Linked DNA regions of Homo sapiens: region 2 is linked to region 1. A link is an interaction called in ENCODE POLR2A ChIA-PET data of the cell type or tissue named here. Cell type or tissue: MCF 10A. All regions are shown on one strand. Links, peaks and the distances in the headings refer to the core of each region. The heading gives the core; the rest is flanking DNA. Region 1 overlaps TNR (tenascin R). Region 2 overlaps TNR (tenascin R).

Region 1 (4,396 bases), core at 137-4,136:
GGAAAATGCATTTGGCAGCTGGGGAAAGAAGCTGTATGAAGAGATCTTGTGCCTGGGGTTTGCTACTGCCTAAGATGGAGTCTCAGCTTGTCTTCAGACATCAGTTAGACAATCCTCACTAGGATCTTTGTCTGCTGAAATATAACAATTCAAAAGGAGCAAGTGGGGCTTAAATGCTAAGGGCTAATCCTGCCAGAGCCATTTCTTCCTGGACCACCTCTTATTTTAAAGCAGCCACCTCTTTCATCACTACTACATTCAATACCTCTGCTCCAAAGCCTTCTATTCTTAGACCCCATCTTAACTTCTAACTCAGTGTCATCTCCCAAAGCTAGATACCCCTGCTTATCAGGCACAAAGATGGGCTATGAGACAGACAGTGGCTCACTGCTGGTCTGGAAGGGCAGGTGTGAGGCCTGATTCATCACAAGCCCAGCCAGGGATAGTAGATGTTACAGATTAGAGAATCAAGGACCCAAATGGAACCCAGATGACTACATACCCTCCTTCCTCCGAGATGTCATCCCTTCCTGACTTAACAGCTCCTCCAATCTTTGTAAATATTCATACAGCACAAATTAGTCATGTGCTGTGTAACCACGATTTGGTCAACAATGGGCTGCATATATGACAGTGGTCCCATACGATTATAAGAGAACTGAAAAATTCCTATCCTCTAGTGACGTAGTAGCTGTCATGATGTTGTAGCCCAATGCATTACTCACGTGTTTGTAGTGATGCTGGTGTAAACAAACCTACCACACTGCAAGTCATAAAAAAGTCTAACACATGCAATTATGTACAATATGTAACTGATAATGAAATAAATAGCTATGTTACTATTTTATATATTTACTATGCTACACTTTTTATAGTCATTTTAGAGTGTACTCCTTCTGCTTATTTTTTTTAAAGTTAATGTAGAACAGCCTCAGGCCGGTCCTTCAGGAGGATTCTAGAAGGCATTGTTATCACAGGGGTTGACAACTCCACACATGTTATTGCTCCTGAAGACCTTCCAGCGAGACAAGACGTCCAGGTGGAAGACAGTGATATTGATGATCCTGACCCTGTATAGACATAGGCTAATCTGTGTGTTCATGCCTTTGTTTGCTTGTTTTGTAGAGACAGGGTCTTGCTCCATCATCCAGGCTGGATTGCAGTGGCAGGATCACAGCTCACTGCAGCCTGGAACTCCTGTGCTCAAGTGATCCTCCTGCCTCAGCCTCCTGAGTAGCTAGTACTGCAGGCATGTGCCACCATGCCCAGCTAGTGTGCTTTGGTTTTTAACAAAAAAAGTTCAAAAAGTAAAAAAAAAAATTAGAAATAGAAAAAAGCTTAAGAAATGGGGATCTAAAAAAGAAAATATTTTTGTACAGGTGTATCATGTGTCTGTGTTTTAAGTTACGTTATTGCAAAAGAGTCAAAACGTTTTAAAAATTTAAGTGTATAACGTAAAAATGTTACAGTAAACTAAGATTAATTTATAATTGAAGAAAAAAAATTTAATAAAATTAGTATGGCCTAAGTATTCAGTGTTGATAAAGCCTGCAGCAGTGTATGGTGATGTCCTGGGCCTCCACATTCACTCACCACTCACACAGTGACTCACCCAGAGCAGCTTACACTCATGCAGGCTCCATTCATAGTAAGTGCCCTGTATAGATGTACCATTTTTTAAATCCTTTATGCTGTATTTTTAGTGTACCTCTTCTATGTTTAGAGACACAAATATTTACCATCATGTTACAATTGCCTACAGTCCTCAGTACAGTAACATGCTCCGCAGGTTTACAGGGTAGGAGCAATAGGCTACATACACCATATACCTAGGTGTGTAATAGGCTCTACCACCTAGGTTTGTGTAAGTGCATTCTATGATGTTCACACAGTCGACTAACGACACATTTCTTAGCACTAATCCTCCAGGTTAAACAACGCGTGACTGTACTTATCTTGTAACAAGTACAGACTGACGTGATCACTGGCTCTGTCAAGGATCCCAAATAAAGATTTTTACAAGCTGTGATGCAACAAGCACAGAGATGGGCAGGGAAGGACATAAATGAGTTCATTACTCAGCCCGGCGTGTTAACTTCAGTCTTGTGACTCATAAGACAGTTCTTCTGTTTTACTAATTGCGGTGTATTTATTGCCCTTCTCTCTTCGCTGACTAACTCAGATGTGTCAAACAAAAGCAGTGAGCCTCCTGTTCCCAGCAACACAAACTGACTTCTTCATTCCGCCCTGCAGAAACAGCTAAAATTTCTAGTGCATCCAATTGCCTCTGCCTCTTCATTTTACCTGACTCTCTGCTACATTTGGTGGCATTAACCTCTTCATTGGCCAGTGGTCATCGAGTTCCCACCTCATGCCCAACCCTGTGCCAAATTTCAGCCAATAGTGGTGCAGAACATGGCCACTGAATGTCAGGAGTCCACAAGCTAATAGAGAAACAAGTGAATAAACAATCACAAGGCATGGAGATGCATCCTGTTCAAGGGAGGGCTGGAATGAATAAGCCCTACTATTTGATAGCACAATAGGATGACTATAGACAATAACAACTTAATTGTGTATTTTTAAATAACTTAAAGAATGTACTTGGGTTTTTTGCAACTCAGAGAATGTTTGAAGGGATAGATACCCCATTCTCCATGATTAACTTATTTCACATTGCATGCCTGTGTCAAAATATTTCATGTGCCCCATAAATATATACACCTACTATGTACCCACAAAAATTGTTAAAAATTAAACAATTAAAAATTTAAAATAACATAAAGGGAGGGCTGGAAATACCATGGGAGTCTGGAGGAGGCACACTTCTGCTCCTGACATTAGTGGCATGCCTTTGGGTGGATTCTCTTTCGACCTCTCCCTCATCATCCTCACTCTGCCCTTTTTGCATTTTGTCTTCCCCTGCGGCCCTTTGCATGCTGATGATCCCCCTATGTCATTTCCTGCCTTCTTTTCTTTTCACTTTATACATTTTCTTTCAATGATCTAATCCATTCCAAGGCCCAACTGTCACCTTTACACTGGCAGCTTGTAAGTCTGAATCTCTCTTCTGAGCTCCAGATCCACATATCAGCTGCTTATTCGAGTTCTCTGTAGACTCCTCAAATGCAACCCGTCCAATACTGAACTCCTTCTGTGTACCCCCATCTCTCCACACTTTACTCCTCACAGTTTCTTTTCACAGTGGATTATACCAACCATGCCAGTTAGAAATCTCCCTGTCATCCTGACTCTTCCCTGGCCCCCATCAAGTGATCATCATTACATGTTTTCCCTCTAAAGGGTCTTTTGCATTCACCCTTTCCATCCTGCTGCTCACTTACCCCACAGCAGCTGATGCCCTCACTCTCTCCTGCTTGGACCATTGCAGTAGTCTCCAGGCCCGTCTCTGTCCTTTCAGCCTCAATAGTGCTTCACTCCAATCTATGAGCCATATTGATGTCAAAGAAATTGGCCCAAAACCCAAGTCTAAAACCCAGGTCTCCCATATTTAAGACCAGTAGAGAGATCTCACTTCCCATAGAATCATGTCAGAGCACCTTAGCCTGCCTTCCAAGCCCTCTCAATCTCTCATCCCTTTACTCTCTCATCTCCTCCTCCCCGTCCCTCTAGTTACCAAGCAGCCCCAACAAGAGGCCACAAAACCCTCCCTATAGCTCCTCCACATTTTTATGTGTCTCTTCCCAACAGTTGGGAAGTGCTAACCCACATGCCAACCTCAGTCCCCTGCTTGATAAATTTCTGTTTATTCTTTAGGGTCCAGTTCAAAACTCTCTTGTTCTCTGAACCTTCTCTGACCCAACTACACACCATTAATTACCCATTTGCTACTAGTGATAGTTGTACTGAGCATACTGCTATCTGAGAAAACAGTGGATGTGAGGGCAGTGGGTGCATTCTTACAGCAATTGGGTCTCTCTTAGCCTGTGTTATAATTTCCCATTTGAATGTCTGCCTCCTAGCAGGACACTGAACTTCTTCAAGGCAGAGGCTGGGTCTTCTTGTTATTGGGATCCAGAGAACAAGGTGCATCTCTTCCATCCAGTCCTATATGGCCCCACACTCTCTGATCATCTCCAACCAGCAGCCTCGTAGGTCCGTCAGACTCAATAAGCCTCAAACTGAGCTCAATGTCTTCCTCACCAAATGCTCCTTTTCCTGAATTCTCTATCTTGGTTAGGTGGCAATCTCCAAACTGAAGGTCATTTTGACTCCTCCCTCAGGCCTATTTTCTGCTCATTTTACTTCCTAAATATCTCTCAAGTCTGCCCTCCCCTCCCCTGCCACCAAGATGCTACTTCTGCCTTCAGTGACTGTCACCTGGACTACTGTACCAGCCTCCCCAAGGCCGCCAGCTTTGTGCTCACCTTATGAG
Region 2 (4,396 bases), core at 333-4,332, 77 kb before region 1:
CATGGATGAAATATTGTTTTTGCTTAGGTTTTTTTTTTCCTGTTCCCTGCATTTTCTGACTCTCATTTTCTTCTTTGTTTTGATTTTTTTCTATACTAGAGATTTCAAATGTCTGCTAATTTTTTTTCTAGTCATGTCTTAAGTATAAAAGAGGTACAAAAAGCTGATTATATGCTGTGTGCATATCCGTGTGTATACATGTGCACACATGGAGTGGAAGTAGGGTAGGGAGAAGCATTATCAGCTTCATTTCTACAGAGACATTGTTCCAGTCTCCTTCCCAAGGGGGTGAGGGAAAGGGGAAAAGGATGGGGGGTGAGGGGGGAAGAGTTCCATGGCTCAGTATAGGGGCCTCACTTAATACTCCTGTTTTAGTACTTCACCTCACACCTACTATTCTTTGTGACAGATGTCCTCAAGTCCAGAGTCTATCTGATTCAGCATCTCAGAGGGTAACCATTTGCCTCCTGTGGAGGTGAGGGTTGGAAAGTTGTTTGGCTGGGTAGGGGCAGAGAGGGGACTCTAGGGAGTCCAGCAGCTCCTCATGCAGCCTCCTGCCTAGTCTTCCGGTTTGCAGTGTCATGTGCACCCCATTCTTCAGAGGCACTTGTCTCTCTACTTCCTGAGTCCCAAATCAGATAGTTACTTTTTGGCTTCCCCTTCTGCAGGTGCTTTTTCTGTTCTTCTAAATTAGTGACCTATGTCTACCTGTTTCTCATCTTGCAAAATTTGTTGGCCACCTCTCCTCTGTTGTAATAGCCTCCCTTTATGGGCTTAAATCTTTATTACTTTTAGAGAGTGTGTTAGCTCTCTATTGCTGCACAACAAATTATCACAAAAATAGCAGGTTAAAACAACACAAATTAACTATCTCACAGTTTTCCTGGGTCAGGAGTCCAGGGTGTTTTAGCTGGGTACTTAGCTCAGGTTCTCAGACTGGGATCATGGTGTTGACCAGCTGCACCCTCATGTGAAAGCTTGACTTAGGGAAAGACTGTTCCAAGCTACTCCAGGTTGATGGCAGAATTCATTTCCTTGTAGTTGTAGGGCTGAAGTCCCCATTGTTTTGCTGGCTGTTGATGAATCTCAGATCCTTGCTATGGGCCACCTCCACTCAGCAACAGAGAACCTCTCTTGCATTGTATTTCTTTCATGCTTCCCTCTCTGCAACAAGCTGAAAAAAAGTAAGGCTTTTAAAGTTCTCATGCGATTAGGACAGGCCCACCTCTATAATCTTTCTGTCTTAACACCAAACTGTGTCATGTAACATAACCTCATCACAGGAGTAAAATCTGATATTCATAGCTCCAAGGATTACACAGAGCATGTGTACCAGGAAGGGAGAAATCTTGCAGGCTATCTTAAGATTCTGCCACCACAGTGTTGAGATTTTTAGGAGGGAGCAGAAATAACTATGTATGTCTAATCCACCGTGTTTGATTAGAAGGTTCTCATACCCTCATCAATGCATTGCTATTGTTATTGCCTTGCCGTTTTTAATATCAGTGTTTGAGACATTACAACAAACTTGACTCTGAACATTTCATGTGTGAGTGGTGCTCCCTTTAGTTATGGCCCAGGAAAAACAAGATTTCCTTCTCTCTCACCCAAATGAGTAAACCTCATGTACCTAAGGACCCAAAGCAGACCCTCAGTGGGCTCCCCTGTTCCCTTCCTATCAGGGGCCTGGGGGCCAGACTGGAGCAATGGAACTCTGTTTTGTTATTAATGGCACACATAATCAGGTGGCTCTGCTGCTCCTGGCACGTGTATGGATTTTGTGTGCTGGTCCTAGCAGCTGCATGAAGATATTACCAATGAGAGACAGCTCCTTGGCACAGGGACATGGTGATTTTTCCTGTCTTGGCAGATCCCAGTGCTAGTTGTTGTATTCAGTGATGAATCACTAATTTCCAGAAACCTTGACTGGAACCTGAAGGCAGGAAATAAATGTGATTGGGAGTGTTGCTCTGAGCATTCCAGCAGATAAATGGCCAGTCATGACTAAAAGGTGGTTTTACATTTTCTAAGTGTAATCAAGTGAGATGTAACCAATATTCTGTAGTTCATTAGCCTCATGTCTTCTAACCTTCACTGTCGGGTGCTCCCCAGTAGAGAGGCTCCCTGCCCATCCCGCCTTTTTTTTTTTTAATTTTGCTTACAGTAAAACCAGGAGGAGAGCCAGTAGCAGGTAACCAGCAGAAAGAGGGGCCCTGAGGGGAGAGAAAGGTCATGCACAATTTGGTCTTAGATTACAGGGAGAGAAGAGAGAAAGAGCGGATATAGGAAGAGGGACGAGACTGACACAGGGGAGAGTGGTCTGTTTTGGAATCTTTCTGATGCTGGCACATTTCTCATTATAGCCAACTTGGCATCAGTAAACCAATGAAATGTGTGCAATATTTTGAGGAAATTCATCGAGGAGACTCCTCGTGCAGCTACTAGATAGAGTAGCAGCAGGGCATGTCTTACTCTATATACCATTCTGCCTTCATTCTTAGCAAGGGTCTCTGTGCTTCCTCTTCAGAAAATCCACTTTATTCACTGTCCTGGGAAAAGGAGAGTGGAGAGACAGGGTTCTAAAACTGTAGACATGGGGTTCTAAAACTGTATTCTAGGGAGGATCTGAGATTCCTCTCCGCAGAAGTGCCCAGAGCCTCTGCGTAAGAGCCGCCTCAGTTGTGCCAGATGCATGGTCCACCTGGTCCACCATGGACTCAACGAGGACCTAGCTGTTGTCTCGCCTGGATGTGATTTGAACAGCTCCCCACCAGGTCTCTTTGCCTTTGGTCTTTGCCCACATGAATCCACCTTTCACGCAGCTACCTTCAGCTTTCTACAACCCAAATTTAATCATGTTAGATCCATACTTAAAAATTTTTTATGGACTTTAATTGTTGACAGAGCCAAGTCCGAGGCCAAATTTCTGAGCATTGCATTCAACGCTCTCTACAGAGTGGCTTTAACAGTGTCAATTCCAGCTGCTGTGCCCCATACACCTATGCTATAGCCCCACTGACTTGCACTTCTCATGGAATCACTCTGCACTGTCACACTTTGGTGCCTTTGCACATGCTTCTCCTTCTGTCTAGAGCACCCTTTTCTTTCTTTTCTCTTTCTTTTTTCTTTCTTTCTCTCTCTCTTTCTTTCTTTCTTTCTTCTTCCTTTCTTTCTTTCTCTTTCTTTCTTTCTTTGTTTCTTTGTTTCTTTCTTTCTTTCTTTCTTTCTTTCTTTCTTTCTTTCTTTCTTTCCTTCTATCTTTCTTTCTCCTTTGTCTAAATGAGAGAAAGCATGCCACCCATCCTTCAAGTATCAGCTCAGTCTCACTTCCTCTGCAGATCTTTCCTTACCACTGATTCCTACTTCATCTTTTCCTCCTCAAGGCACACAGGGGTCTGCAGACTGGGCTAGCAATTAATTAAGGAGAAGTAAAGATTATAGAAGCTCAAAGTTGTGGGGAAGGGGTTGAAGTTATAGACTCTTCCAAGGAGGGTGGCGACAGTCCCACATAAAAGGGATTTCAGGGCCATGTGGCTTCAACATGACCCAGGTGGGGATCAGTCAGATGTGGAGGACACTGGGGCAGAGATGCTGATATCTGAGCTGCTGGAATGAGCTGTCTCGGGTGCTCCTGGGTCAGGAATCTGCTACGCAGGCTTGCAAGAGGCAAAGGGGCCTACTTGAAGACAGAGGACCTCTGCCATACATAAGAAAGCTAATGTGTATGCTGTGCCTGTCTGGATAGTGGTACCTCCTAAATGGAGTGTCAGGATGAGCTAGAAAGACAAAGTACTGTACAAAGTACTATACAAAGTGCAAAGGAAAGAAGGAAGGGGGAAAGTGACTGGCACTTTGCAGAGCAGTGCCCATTGTTACTGGCCTCCAGTTCCTTATCTGGGAAAAAATTGACTCTGGTCAACTTGAGGTGAGCCTGTGCCCACTTGCCCACCTCCATGACCCTTGTTTTACTCAGCTCACTGCCAATCTTGGGAAATTCACCTGCTTCCCTTGCCCGCATATCTTTATTTACAATGGAAAGAAGTCTTCAGACTTCTGAAGAGGCCAGAGGAATCCTCTCCAGTTCAGAGCATCCTCTGAACACTGAGCTGACATGGGGTGATCTGACAACTCACACCATGTCCCACAGACTCGATAGTGATGAAAGGCCACTCACACTTTGAAATGCCTCCTGAAAGGCACGCCACTCTTGGGTACTTGGTTATGTGATATCGTTTTAGATTTCTCCAGCTTTGAGCGCTGAAAAGCAACTCTGCCCTCGTGGCCTCCCTGCCTTTAGTCCAGGTTGGAGGGAAGTTCCACATCCCATTAGCCGTGTCCTGATCCTCACAAAGAAACAGTGGACAGAAGACATCTTTAAGATGTGAGATGGCCGGCA

What was found. Peaks named below come from ENCODE experiments on the same cell type or tissue, not always from the same donor. Only the 100,000 strongest peaks of a DNase experiment are listed, where the experiment ranks them.
Region 2: POLR2A ChIA-PET joins it to region 1 with 6 read pairs; 2 of 35 experiments call an interaction of 5 or more read pairs at or near these places.

What each region holds. Positions count from the first base shown.
Region 1 is chr1:175,468,866-175,473,261 of GRCh38, reverse strand. The region is part of intron 2 of TNR (tenascin R); the gene reads left to right. Among named protein-coding and RNA genes, the nearest start is that of TNR, 270 kb to the left of the region's middle. In MCF 10A, for the core only: no CTCF peak of the experiment used is centred there; a DNase peak (open chromatin) is centred at 2,061.
Region 2 is chr1:175,546,420-175,550,815 of GRCh38, reverse strand. All of the region lies in intron 1 of TNR (tenascin R), which reads left to right. Among named protein-coding and RNA genes, the nearest start is that of TNR, 190 kb to the left of the region's middle. In MCF 10A, for the core only: no CTCF peak of the experiment used is centred there; a DNase peak (open chromatin) is centred at 1,885.